2 separate regions of the Mus musculus genome follow, and region 2 is linked to region 1. The links are chromatin loops, found by intact Hi-C in ENCODE. Cell type or tissue: gastrocnemius. All regions are shown on one strand.

What was found. Hi-C counts contacts between places; a loop is a spot of excess contacts. Peaks named below come from ENCODE experiments on the same cell type or tissue, not always from the same donor. Only the 100,000 strongest peaks of a DNase experiment are listed, where the experiment ranks them.
Region 2: it touches region 1 in a loop (5-fold over the local background); 12 of 42 quality-filtered maps call a loop at or near these places.

Annotation. Positions count from the first base shown.
Region 1 is chr19:31,763,387-31,765,886 of GRCm38, reverse strand. It overlaps a transcript of Prkg1 not described here. Among named protein-coding and RNA genes, the nearest start is that of Prkg1, 100 kb to the right of the region's middle. In gastrocnemius, a CTCF peak has its summit at 1,425; DNase peaks (open chromatin) are centred at 914, 1,443 and 2,051; H3K4me3 peaks cover 2,500 bases; H3K27ac peaks cover 2,257 bases.
Region 2 is chr19:30,842,102-30,844,601 of GRCm38, reverse strand. All of the region lies in intron 5 of Prkg1 (protein kinase, cGMP-dependent, type I), which reads left to right. Among named protein-coding and RNA genes, the nearest start is that of Cstf2t, 240 kb to the left of the region's middle. In gastrocnemius, a CTCF peak has its summit at 1,102 (motif pointing left); a DNase peak (open chromatin) is centred at 2,369.

The DNA.
Region 1 (2,500 bases):
CAGTTTAGCAGCTACAGTAGCCACTTAGGGACTATGATATTTGGATGCTCAATATATACTATTCAACTGGAGTAGATTAAATAAAAATCCAGACTTTAAACTGTTCGCAATCAACGCACAGCTTTTCAATTTTCTATAAACACTTGCCTTACTGTGATATGCTGATCCAACCTCCACCCCAACCATGTTAGTCCACAATTTCCACTTAAAGTTAAATGCTACAAAACCTCACAATCACTATCGCCCTGTAGGGCATTCCTCTTAGAGAAAGTCTCAGCCTCAGAACTTCACAGTGAGAACAGATAACACACACATGCATCTCCTGACCACGTCCATAGTCATGCATAGCAGAAAAGGACATGGTGGGAAAAAAAAGATGGATTTCTTTAGGTTATTTTCTAAAGACAGTTTAATATATATGAAACCTCTCTCACACACATTCACACGCTCTCTCTCTCTCTCTCTCTCTCTCTCTCTCTCTCTCTGTCTCTCTCTCCCTCCCTCCCCCCCCCCCCCCCCCCCGCAGGATCCAGTTACAAGCACTGCGTCATCCTTGAGAGATCACATGGTAATTGTTGCTATTTCAAGGATCAAGTGTCATGAAGCACCCTATCCCACTCCCTTCTTTTGGTACCATATAGCATAGAAGAGTATGATGGAGTGAACACAGGCTCCCTGGTCCAACCCTCTGTGGAAACCAGGCTCTTTCGGTGGGGTGGCGCGCTCGCGTACTCTCACCAAGCGACTGGGAAAGGGGGACGAGGGAGGGGGGGTCTCAGGGGAGGAAGGGCGGCTCTAATTGGTTTCTCAATGAAAGATAATCACCTATTCCCCAGAGACGCTAGGGATTAGCACTCTGCCTCTCCTCTCCTTCCTTTTAGACGCCTCATCCTCCCCTCTGAGCTTCCAGCCCATTCAGCAGGAGCGATCGCAGGAGCGGGGCTGCACTCCCTGCTCCGGGCTCAGCGCCCCAGTCTCAGGCTCACTGCGCTCCTCTGCCGCCGTCCCAGCCGCCGTCTCGGCAGGAAAAGTTTCTAGAAGGGGGATCGGGCTTAACCATAAAAATGAGCGAACTGGAGGAAGACTTTGCGAAGATTCTCATGCTCAAGGAGGAGAGGATCAAAGAGCTGGAGAAGCGGCTGTCAGAGAAGGAGGAAGAAATCCAGGAGCTGAAGAGGAAACTCCACAAATGCCAGTCGGTGCTGCCGGTGCCCTCCACCCACATCGGCCCGCGGACCACCCGGGCGCAGGGCATCTCCGCGGAGCCGCAGACCTACAGGTCCTTCCACGACCTGCGCCAGGCGTTCCGGAAGTTCACTAAATCCGAGAGGTAGGCTCAGGGCGGCGCGGGGCAGGGGTCACTCTCTCCGGGAGCTTCTGGGGGCAGCAATCAGGATCGGGGGGCTGTGGCTCCTGGACAGAGCAGGGCGCCCCCTGCTCGCGGAGGCGGTCCGGGAAGGGGAAGTGTTTATTTTTGTTTCTGTGCATCACGTGCTGTAGTTGTCTCTGGCGGGCTGGGAAAGGCGAGCACTTCGCAGAGACGCACCCCTGTGGCGTGGGGGGTGGGGAGAAGGACCGCGGAAAGTTTGCTACCCCGCACTCGACGGCGCGGGCTGCTGTCTCTCGGGGCGCCCACGCTGGGGCAGAACTCTGACCGTCCGCGGGCCTGGACAGCTTCGCAGAGGCGACCCTGGGACTCAGGCCTCGGGGTGACCTGAAGCCAGCTGGGGTCGAGTTCAGTTTAGGGACAGAGTTGGTCTGGAGAGTAAGCTTTGCCAAGAGGGCTCTAGCCCTCGTTGGGGCGGACCGGGGCCTGCGATCCATCGCGTAGATCCAGCCTCCAGCCAAGGGCTGGAAGGGGAGGGTTATCCACAGGGTCACTTTCAGGGGAGCTGTGATGTCACCAAGAGAATGCCACAAAACCCCACCTCTGGGCGCTCATATGCTCTGCTTTTGTTCCTTCTAGAAGTGGCACTTCTAATTACCCAGAAGTTGGTGATGTTTGGGTCACCTTGCGCATGAAGCAGGTTAGGGGCAACTGCTTAGACCAGTGCGGGGGAGGGGGGCAAAGCGAAGTTGGGGTAGGGAGAGAAGGCCAGGGTTTTCTTTAGGCGCCACCTCGCCCCCTACTTTCTTCCTCCCAGGCATTTTAAGAGCCAAATCCTTTCACATCAAAGTTGTGCAGCTTCTTCGGGGTGTTCAGAGGAGACTGGATGGGTTTTGGCCACAGTAGGAAGATTTTGCACTCCACTCGCCGCCGCCTTCGCGGAGGAGGCTGATCGATCGGTTGCAGCGTTAAAGCCCTGTGGACATTAGGGGGAGGAAGTGCAGACTCCAAAGCCCATTACTGGCTTTTAGTCTCTGGAAATGCAGGGCCGAAAGTGCATTTCTCAGGATATTGAATATTCCATTAAGCTTGCCTTCATGCCCGCCTCCCTCTTACCCTTTCCTCCTTCTTAGATCACTTGGTGTCTGACTTTGGGGCTCTCGGGGGACTACT
Region 2 (2,500 bases), 920 kb after region 1:
ACAAGCGTTGGTACTGAAGATTCTTGCTTTAATTAGCCATTATTTATTATTATTATTATTATTATTATTATTACCACCATCATGCTTATGTGTATGTATGGGCATGCCTGTATACACATGTAAAACAGAGACAACTTTCAAGAGTTGGTTCTTGCCCTGGACTTTGCTGAGGTAGGATCTTTTGTTTAGATTGCTCCGCTGTTACCTGCTTCAGATTCGCTGGCTCTTGGACTTTTGATGCAATCTCCTGTCTCCCCCTCCCACCTCAAGGTAGGAGGCTGGGATTACAGATTTGCGCCCTGACATCTGGCTTTCACATAGGTTACAGGATTTGAACTCAGGTTGTTAAACTCAGGTTGTGGTCAGAGCTTTTGCCTGCTAAGCCATCACCCAACCCCATAGCTCTATTTCTAAGATAGGTAAAAGTGACTATATAAATAAATAAAACCTTTAACCTGGAATTATTCTGAATCAACACCTAATGGGTTCTTCTTTATTTTTTTTCACAAGAACCTCTAGATTTATTTAAATAAGGTTCCTGATCTAGGGAACACCTGTGTGCTCATTGCATTTATTTCCCTGGGGGAGGGACTATGAGTTGGGCCTGATTTGAAACAGGGTAGCCAAGGCTGACCTGGAACTCACTGTATTCCCAGCTGGCCTCAAACTTGTGACAATCCTCACGCCTCAGCCTTACAAGCGCTGGGTCACAGGTGTGAGCCACCGTGCCTAGCAAACACAATTACCTCTGAGCTACTCCAATAGTTCTTATTGAACAGATGTCAATGGGGTCAAATGACTAGACTAGTCATTGGGGAAGGGACATATGAAGGGGAAAGCAGAAATGAGTCTATACTTGGAGCTCCATATCAGCTTTATAGCTATCAAATGTGACTACATAAATAAGTTATATAGCTATCGAACATAGGTGGGGGCATGGTGGGATAGTTTTCTCTTATATCCCTACCCCCCAAAAAAAAGGAAAGGAAAGGAAAGGAAAGGAAGAGAAAAAGGAAAACAAAAGCCTTTGTCTATATTCCTACATTTAAAATTATGTCAGACTTACTGGGGCTATACTGTTGTCTACGGTGCCACCTATTGGTAAAATGAAGCAAAAACAATCTACTGTCATTGGTACAGTATCCTCTTAAATCTCCTTAGAGTTTTGCAGGCAGCTGTTAGAAAGCAGATTGTCTGTGATCCGACTAAAATAGGAGATGAATCATGTGCCTTATGCAGAGATGCTCAATTTTGTCATTTAGTAGAGACCCAGATAGGATCTAGGAGGCAGGATATCCGACTTCCCTAGTTCATAGCTCTGCCAAAAAAAGGGGGGGGGTAGGGTGGGGTGGGGGGGAGGGCTGTGAGATTGTTTAGGGATTCTAAGCACTTGGCTCTTCTCATCTACTGGAATGCAAGTGGAATCGTCTCATATGACTGCTGCCTTATACAAATGTGAGCTGAAGTGCAGAGTCTTTTGTAACATGATCTCTCAGAGCCTTTGTGAAGTCACACAGCTATAGCAAAGGGCTGGCTCAGAAGATGTAACTTTCAAAAATTAGTTTTGTGAGAATAGCCGACATAAACTGTAAACCCCTCTAAACAAGCATGTGGTTAGCTTTCATGGAAGAAAAGGTTAAATACCAAGTACAATATGATAGATGGCTGAAGGAGTCATTGAAGTTTTTTGAGATACACACACACACACACACACACACACACACACACACTCCTGCTGAAGCTCAGGAAGGCTTTGATCTTATACTTGTCATCATACTGCTCTGGCCACTCTCAGTGTGATTACAGGCTTGTGCTACCAAGACCAGCATGAAGAATTAGATTTCAGTTAAATTAGCAGGCTTAACAAATATTAGGACTTCTCATTTCAGTGGTGCCCATGTGTATAACCTAAACCAGAAACATACATACACTAGGCATTGGAGTAAAATAGGAAAATTGATAAGACGTCCTTCATTACTGATTGAAAAAAAATGCTACTATGAAAATCATAATTAAGGCAGATTCCTTCACACTTTTGAACTTCCCCAGCTTTTATAGGGCAATGTTGTTACTTGTGAGTTTTACTCACCTCCCACTTACTGTGCAGTTGGTGTTTGAGGTAGATTTTTTTCCATTAATCATTTCATTTGTTTACATTTAAAATCTTATCCCTCTTTTTTTGGTCTCCCTTCTATGTACACTCCACCTATTCCCTTCCCCTTTGTCTCTAAGAGGGTGCTCCTCCACCCACTCACCCACTGACCTCTCAACTCTCTAGCATCCCTCTACACTGAGGCATCAAGTCTACACAGGACCAAGCGCCTCCCCTCCCACTGATGTCAGATGAGGCAATCTTCTGCTACATATGAAGCAGGAGCCATGGACCCACCCATGTCTGTACTCTTGGTTGGCAGCTTAGTCCCCGGTAGCTCTGAGGCATCTGGTTAGTTGACACTGTGGTTCTTACTATGGGGTTGCCAACCCCTTCAGCTGCTTCAGT